Linked DNA regions of Homo sapiens: region 2 is linked to region 1. The links are chromatin loops, found by intact Hi-C in ENCODE. Cell type or tissue: PC-9. All regions are shown on one strand. Links, peaks and the distances in the headings refer to the core of each region. The heading gives the core; the rest is flanking DNA. Region 1 holds the start of KLHL6-AS1 (KLHL6 antisense RNA 1). Region 2 has its middle 27 kb from the start of SNORA63E.

The links. A loop is a pair of places that touch in the nucleus more often than their neighbours do. Peaks named below come from ENCODE experiments on the same cell type or tissue, not always from the same donor. Only the 100,000 strongest peaks of a DNase experiment are listed, where the experiment ranks them.
Region 2: it touches region 1 in a loop (2.7-fold over the local background); 14 of 110 quality-filtered maps call a loop at or near these places.

What each region holds. Positions count from the first base shown.
Region 1 is chr3:183,546,623-183,551,014 of GRCh38, reverse strand. All of the region lies in intron 1 of KLHL6 (kelch like family member 6), which reads left to right. KLHL6-AS1 (KLHL6 antisense RNA 1) reads right to left here and starts at 2,280. Exons shown (of 2, transcript NR_046687.1): 1 at 2,052-2,280. In PC-9, for the core only: no CTCF peak of the experiment used is centred there; a DNase peak (open chromatin) is centred at 2,564.
Region 2 is chr3:183,478,263-183,482,654 of GRCh38, reverse strand. No RefSeq gene overlaps it. Among named protein-coding and RNA genes, the nearest start is that of SNORA63E, 27 kb to the right of the region's middle. RefSeq lists enhancers at 2,175-2,224, 3,921-4,392. In PC-9, for the core only: CTCF peaks have their summits at 1,919 and 2,118; a DNase peak (open chromatin) is centred at 2,084.

The DNA.
Region 1 (4,392 bases), core at 138-4,137:
CTAGTGGCTGGGACTACAGGCGCCCGCCACCACGCCCAGCTAATTTTTTTTTATTTTTAGTACAGACAGGATTTCACCATGTTAGCCAGGATAGTTTCAATCTCCTGACCTCGTGATCCACCCACCTTGGCCTCCCAAAGTGCTGGGATTACAGGCGTGAGCCACTGCGCCCAGCCCATAGGAAGTAAATTTTTAAGGCCTCGCATATATTTTTGTTTTGTTTTGAGACAGGGTCTTGGTCTGTTGCCCAGGCTGGAGTGCAGCAGCTTGATCATGGCTCACTGCAGCCTCCCTGGGCTCAAGCAATTCTTCCACCTCAGCCCCCCAAGTAGCTGGGACCACAGGATGTACCACCATGCCCGGCTAATTTTTGTATTTTTTTAGTAGAGATAGGGTTTCACCATGTTGGCCAGGCTGGTCTGGAACTCCTGACCTCAGGTGATCCACCCACCTCCGCCTCCCAAATTGCTGGGATTACAGCTGTGAGCCACCCACCACGCCTGGCCTTTCTTTGATTTTAAATAACATTTTGATATTTCACAATGATGTGCCTTGGAGGGGTGTGTGTGTGCGTGCGTGTGTGTGTGTGTATGTGTGTTTTACTCCAACCATTATGCTATGCATTTGATGAACCCTTTTAATCTGGAGAGTCACATCCTTTAATCCTGAACATTTCCTCATATTACTGCCTGGTAATTACATGGTTACTGTTTTCCTTGTTTACTATTTCTGGATCACTTATTCAGTAGATGTGGACTTCTAGAACAGTCTCTAGCTTTCTCATCTTCTCTCTCCTGTTGTCCATCCTCTTATCTTTCTGTTTTACTTTCTGGAAGATTTTTCTCAATTTTATCTTCCAACCTGTTGAGAATCTCAGTTTTTAACTTCCAAGACTTTTTTCTTGTTTTATGTATGAAGCTTCCTTTTTATAACATCCTGTTCTTGTTTTGTATAGGTCATATTTTCACTTAATCTCTTTGAGGTTTATATTTTTTAAAAAACCACTCTTCTGTTTTTGTTTGTTTTTTACTGTTTGTTTTCACTGTATTTTTCTCTTTGTTTTTGTCTCTTTTATTCTATTTTATGTATGTATTTATTTATTTCCTAGAGACAAGGTCTCCCTATGTTGCCCAGATAGTTTCAAACTCCTGGGCTCAAGGGATCCTCCTGACCCGGCCTCCCAAAGTGCTAGGATTACAAGCATGAGCCACCACACCTGGCCTCTGTCTTTTATTTTAGAGGCTATACTTAAATATCTGGTAGTCTTTGGATATCTGTTCCTATTTAAGAGTCAAGCACTAACATGGTGAAACCCCATCTCTACTAAAAATACAAAAAATTAGCTGGGCGTGGTGGCACATGCCTGTAGTCCCAGCTACTCGGGAGGCTGAAGCAGGAGAATTGCTTGAATCTGGGAGGCGGAGGTTGCAGTGAGCCAAGATCATGCCACTGCACTCCAGCCGGGGCAACAGAGCAAGACTCAGGTGTCCCGACCTGACGAGTGCCATTCAAGTTGGATTTAGCCATGAAATAAGTTACAAAAAACTTTACATTTATCAGCACTTTGGGAATTTTGAAACTACAGATAAGGGATTATAGATATATAATGCTGAAATATTTACTATCATATTGGTTCTGATCCACAATATTGGAAAATATTAAAAGTGGAAAATATAGGGCCTGACCCTGGTGTTACAATCATTGGCTTCACTTGAGTTCTCAAGTGTACCCACTGTGGCAGCAGCAATCCTCAACACATTTGCTGTTAGCCAGATTTTTAATACAGACCTACATGGCCTTAACTCATTCTTGTTTTTCTTGGCACTTATTCTCTTTTTTAAAATTTGTTTAAATTTTACTTTAAGTTCTGGGATACATGTGCAGAATGCGCGGGTTTGTTACATAGGTATACACGTGCCATGGTGGTTTGCTGCACCTATCAACCCATCATCTAGGTTTTAGGCCCTGAATGCATTAAGTATTTTTCCTAATGCTCTCCCTCCCCTTGTCCCCCACCCGCCGACAGGCCACGGGTTGTGTTGTTCCCCTACCTGTGTCCATGTGTTCTCATTGTTCAACTCCCACTTATGAGTGAGAACATGCGGTGTTTGGTTTTCTGTTGCTGTGTTAGTTTGCTGAGAATGATGGTTTCCAGCTTCATCCATGTCCCTGCAAAGGACATGAACTCATTCCTTTTTATGGCTGCACAGTATTCCATGGTGTATATGTTCTTGGCACTTATTCTATCACCTGGGCTTTCTGACTCTTTTCTGACATCTTACCCCATTATGGAGACAAAGCTCAGGATTACAACATCTACATGTGGCTTAAGAGTAGTCTCTTGCCCCACTTTTCTGCCATGCAGTAATTGGTTAATATGTAATAATGATTAACAAGTGCATAGATTGTGCTCACAATAACCTTCCCATTCCTGGCCTTATGCCTGATTTTTGTAGCTGGCGGGTAAAGTCCTCTCAACATAGCCTCAAGGAACCAGACCTAGAGACTGCGGTACAAGACAGGAGTGAGACAGGAATCCAGACAAGGATTCCAGGCAGCAGCATCAACAAAGGAGATTGCTAATGACTCAGCCTCAGCCTGGAAGCTTTTCTATGCATGAAGGAAGGGCCAGTCATGAGACAGGGCAGAGAAAAGCCTGATAACCCCTCCCCTCATCACTAGGACTCCCCTCCCTCTGCCAACCCTGGGAATCACAGCAGGGCTGCCCTCACAGGTCACTGTCACTTACAGAGTGTGCCATATTTTGCAGTGAGCTGGGCTTCCCAAATGGTGAGAACCAGTTTCTGGTTCTAGCCACAGTGAGGTCCCATATATTTTCAGAGCGCACTGTCTTTTCACCTTGCACACCCTGACCCTGCTTCCTTGTCTCTTTTTTAACCCTTTGATCCAGACTGATGTCCTAAGGCATGCTGGGTCCTTGCTGCTATGGGGGTCTGTCAGCTCAGCCCCCAGACATAAACTGGAATGAATGTTCCAACAGTATCCTGCCTGTGCATGTGTGTATGAGCACAAGGAGGCTCTGATTTTTACATTTCCTCCTCATTTTCAGCTTATGTAGCCTACACTAGCAAAAGAGTCTTGGGGAGCTGAGGGGTCATAGGAAATGACCTGTTAGCCACATTTCTGTTCTCTGTGAAGAGGCCTGTTTTCAGTTTAGACATCATGGGGAAACCACTCTTCCCATCAAAGTGAGCTCCCCCAAGGATGAAATGGACACCATGCTATCTACTTGATATTATGAAGACTGAATGAAATAAAAAGAATCCAGCAAAGTGCCTGAAAAAATGTAGGCCGTCCATATTCCAAACTGGGAAAAAATGCTTAATGCAAAGATTACCACGTCACGTATAAAAACAAAATACTGGAAGCAACCTAAATGTCCACAGTGAGAGAATGATTTTCATATTATGCCTCTGTTGAAATTGGTAGCAATATAATAAATAGTCATTATGAAAAGCATGGAGCACCGTAGGAAAAATATTATAATGAAAACAGGGGGCAAAGCAAGATGCAAAATTGCATGTAAACTATGGAAAGATATGCATGTGAGAAAAGGTAGACAAATAACACCAAAATGAAAACTGTTAACATTATCAGAAAGCCCCATAATCCCTTACCCAAAAATCTGGGAGCCAGATGTGCTTTGCCATTCAGAATTCTTTGGATATTAGCATATCTTAAATGTTATATAGCACCTCCAGCGCTCTTTAGTCTAATGCATTAGTACTTCAGCAGTGAGTATACAAATAGTTGTCCTAAGTGGAATAAATAAAGACTCTGAGGTCGGGTGCAGTGGCTTACTCCTGTAATCCCAGCACTTTGGGAGGCTGAAGCTGGTGGATCACCTGAGGTCAAGAGTTCAAGACCAGCCTGGCCAACATGGTGAAACACCGTCTCTACTAAAAAATATAAAAATTAGCCAGGCACGGTGGCGTGTGCCTGTAGTCCCAGCTACTCAGGAGGCTGAGGCCGGAGAATCGATTGAACCCGGACGGCGGAGGTTGCAGAGAGCTGCGATCATGCCACTGCATTCCAACCTGGACGACAGAGTGAGAGATTCCGTCAAAAAAAAAAAAAAAAAAGACTTATGGCACTGGGGTTTCAGTCCGGACTCGCCACTTGTTGGCTGTGTAAATCTTGGAGGAATTGCTTGGCTCCTCTGAGGCTCAACGCCGATGTCTACAATAGAGCGAGGCTAACAATTTACGTCTACCGATCCCAGCAAGTTGTGAAACGCGAATAGTAAAATGGATTCATTTATTAATTTATTTGCCCCAACACTTTATGCGTGGTAATAAGTCAGATTTCTTGGTTCTGAGAAACAGAAATCAACTCTGGCTTATTCGAGAAGAGGAATTTATGTAAATGATA
Region 2 (4,392 bases), core at 305-4,304, 69 kb after region 1:
TCCAAATTGCCTACTCACACACCCTAGGGTTGTTGGGGAAGCCTTTCCAGGAGCTACGATCCCAACTCATTCCCAGTGTAGGTGGAAGGCAGTACTTTGATCATGTGACCGCTTATCCATTCAGCATCTTGGTGACAGTGGGAACATCAGTGCTGGTGTTAGTGGGGATGGGCAAAAGGGGACAAAAGCCAGAACTCTTAAGTTAGTGTGCCCCAGGAAGCCCAGTTAATTTTTGAAAAGATCTTGTTGGCAGCCTAAAATCATGTGACCTGAGATCCAGCACATTAAAAAACAAACTAATAAAAATTTCAATGGCTAAATGCAAACCAACAAACTATTTTAAAAACCTGTAGGCCGGGCGCGGTGGCTCATGCCTGTAATCCCAGCACTTTGGGAGGCCGAGGTGGGCAGATCACGAGGTCAGGAGATCGAGACCATCCTGGCTAACACGGTGAAACTCCGTCTCCATTAAAAATACAAAAAATTAGCTGGGCGTGGTGGCGGGCACCTGTAGTCCCAGCTACTCGGGAGGCTGAGGCAGGAGAATGGCGTGAACCCGGGAGGCGGAGCTTGCGGTGAGTGGAGATCGCACCACTGCACTCCAGCCTGGGCTACGGAGCAAGACTCCGTCTCAAAAACAAAAACAAAAAACAACAACAACAAAAAAAAAAACCTGTAAAAGAACGTGTGGCAATTCAGATGCAAGCTAGAAATTAGGTGCTGAAATTTTTATTTCCAATTTTAGAGACTTCATCTCCCTGGGAGGTGGGTTGCAATCCTCAGCAGGAAGCAAGCCTGGAGATGTGCTGAGGGTTAGAAAAGGCTGCGGCTTTGTTACTCACCTCCACTCTAAGTCACCTCATCCTGAAAGTACAGTAATAATAGACTATGCCTCATAGAGTTTGGGTGAGGATTAGACGAGATCGTACACGTGGAATGCTTAGCTCATCGCCCAACAGATTGTAAATGCACCGCACATGTTAGCTGCTGTAATTGTCCTTACTTGACTGAAGGCCCACGGGGCTGGGGGCTGTTTTCTTGCTGGTTTTTATATCTATAGCACTTAGCACAGTGCCAGGTACACAGTGACACTCCAAGAATGTTACTATATCAACACCTACCGGGAGAAATGTATGGGTAGGGGTGGGGCAGTGTGGGGGTCCTGAGGAGCTGCCACCCCAGTAATTACCACCACCATTATTGATCACCTCTTGGACACTTTACACACGCCAGAGGTTGAACAATGAAAACCATAGATACCTTTTTGGACTCTGCCATATTTTTTAAAATTGGCAACACAGGGGTCATATCCCTACTTCACTGGACAGAAAAGAACAGGTACTGTTCCCTTTAGAAAAGGGCTCGTAAGCCAGGCGCGGTGGCTCACGCCTGTAATTCCAGCACTTTGGGAGGCCGAGGCTGGCGGATCGTCTGAGGTCAGGAGTTTGAGACCAGCCTGACCAACATGGTGAAGCCCCGTCTCTACTAAAAATACAAAATTAGCTAGGGGTGATGGCGCATGCCTGTAATCCCAGCTACTCGGGAGGCTGAGGCAGGAGAATTGCTTGAACGCGGGAGCCGGAGGTTGCAGTGAGCCAAGATCGTTCCATTGCACTGCAGCCTGGGCAACAAGAGTGAAACTCCATCTCAAAAAAAAAAAAAAAAAGAAAAAAGAAAAAAGAAAAGGGCTTGTAAGTCTGGTTTGCCAGTGTCCACTGACCTACTTGGTCCCGAAGGCACTTGAGTTTGCAGTCTCTGACGTACACCATTTTGTTTAATTCTTGCATGAACTCTGTGAAGTAAATTGATGCTATATGGATGAGAAAACTGAGGCTCAGAGACTTCCCAGAGTAAAGACTGAACGCAAGTGTGGGGGTCTCCAAGGCTGGCAACGCTTCTGCTCTGCCCATCGCTGCTTGCAGGGAGCGGGTATATGGAATGCCGTGAGGTGATGTCGCAGGTCTCATCTAAGTCCATGCTTCTATGATTCAAAGATTTTAGATCAAGCATGTCACAACTTTAGAGTCACCATGAAAAAAAAATCTGGAAATACTTATTACTAACTCACTCTGTGATCTGTGCAAGGCCAGGGACCTGTGCCATAAAACCCCCTAGTGGTTGAAGGTGACTTCTGAGTTTACTTCCACCCTAACAGACTCTCATACAGGAGGAAAGGCTGCACTTTTTTTTTTTTTTTTGAGACAGAGTCTCACTCTGTCACCACACTGGAGTGCAGTGGCGCGATGTCGGCTCACTGCAACCTCCGCCTCCCAGGTTCAAGTGATTCTCCTCCCTCAGCCTCTCGAGTAGCTGGGACTACAGGCACGTGCCACCACACCTGGCTAATTTTTGTATTTTTAGTAGAGATGGTGTTTCACCATGTTGGCCAGCATGGTCTTGATCTCTTGAACTCATGATCCGCCTGCCTCAGCCTCCCAAAGTGCTGGGGATTACAGGCATGAGCCGCCGTGCGCGGCCGGGCTGCACTTTTAAAAGTGTCCACGAGGGGACAAAAGATGACCACAAGCTCCTTAGTTACACTCCTAGTGATGGGGTGCCGCCAAGGACAGCCTGGGGTAATTTTCCTAAAAGGAAAGAAGCTCCTGTCTCAACTGCCAGACCTAGAGCTCTGTTGTGTCCTCACGGTTCCCTGCCAGGCCTCCCCTCCCAGAGGGAGCTCTTAGAGTGACTGCAGCTGGTCCTATCCCGGGATTATTGAGTCTTAGAGGCCATTGATTGCAAGATAGCTGATCCTGTGGCAGGAAAAATGGTACAATGCCTTAATGTTAGGCTTTCACAATTCATAAATTGGTCCTGCCAGCTTTTCTTTGCTTTGGAATTTGTCCTCTACCATCAGGGATTTGGCCACTTGCCCTACCCTTCCCTTGCATTGTTTAGCATAATCCAGGCTGTCCTTTTGCGGGTTCTCGGTAACAAAGCGTAATACAGCACTGTTTTCTTAGGTGATCTACAGCACTTATTTGTTACCTTGCAAGAAAGTATGAGGCTTTCTTGAAAGCAGATTCTCTAATCCTCAAGGCGTCTGAGAACTGCAGCCCTGGCTGAAAGCTGCTCATGAGAGACCCTGAGCTAGAGCCACTTAGCTAAACTGCCCCTCAGAAACTGTGAGATAATAAATGTTTGTTGCTTCAAGCTACTAAGGTTTGGGAAACTGATTACATAGCTGTAGAAAACTAATACATGGGGAATCGGTGAAGGGTGGAGGGAGGGCAGCGGGGAGTCTGCCTCAGGGATGTGCCCCCCACCTTCATCCTCCAGACAGGACTTCGGAGCACCTGAGGAAACCCTGAGAGACTCCTCTTTAGGGAAGTCATCCAGCCCCGGGGTCCCCTTATGCCAGGAGCAAACAGTGAGGACAGGAGAATGACCATCTATCTTGCTGAAAGCTCTGTGAGGGAGAGATGGAGGGACAGAGGGAGCCGTGCCCTGGATGAATAGGAAGGGCTGTGTCTCCAGGGTCCATGGCCTCTGTGCCCTGGATGATGCTGGGGCTGCTAGGGACCACAGAGCCACCCCCTGGGAGGCTGGGGTTGGCCTGGCTCAGGGGCCTTTGTCAGCCATAGACACCCACAGCCTGGGGTAGACAGGGCTGGCAGGCAACACAGGAACTGGAAAACCGGACAAGCTCCAGCCCCTCCGCAGGGTAAATGACAACTCCAGGTAAAATGATTAGCTGATTCCAGCCCCTCTGCAGGGTAAGTGGCACCTCCAGGTAAAATGATTAGCTGGTTCCAGCCCCTCCGCAGGGTAAGTGGCACCTGGGGTAAAATGACTGCCTGGAGCTGGCAGCTGCTTTCCCCTCTCTCTCGCGGGCCCTGCAGGGAAGCGTAGGAAGGGGAGGGGGCACAGCGCTGGGCACAGAGGGGCTCTCAGACCCTGGACTGAACTGTTTCAGGGGTCATCTAGCCCATTCCCCGCCTCCAGGCGAGGATTTGCCTGAGCCTGGAAAGAGGAAGGATCCTCCCAGCCCTGTCAACCCCAGATTCCACCTCCCTGTGGGGGGACTGTCAGCGCAGGCCCTGACAACCAGAGAAAGACACAGGACCCAGCTGGGCCGGTGACAGCAGGAGCTCCAGGTGCCACAGGTGAGGGTGGGGATGCCTGGAGCACCACGGGGGGCCCAGTTAGTCTAGAGCCAGGTTTTCCATACTCCTTAGAGTGCAACCTCAGGGAGACGCAAATTTTACCCAACACAGAAATACATTTATAGAATTCAAACACAAGCAGACGAAACAATGTTTACCCTTACAGTGTGTGAAGTCCTCATCTGTCCCACCTCATCCTATCGTGCTCTATTCTATCCTAGGAGACAAAGCAGGAGGAGGGCTGCGGAAGTGGGGGAGTCTTATCCAGGCCCTTGGGTGACACGTC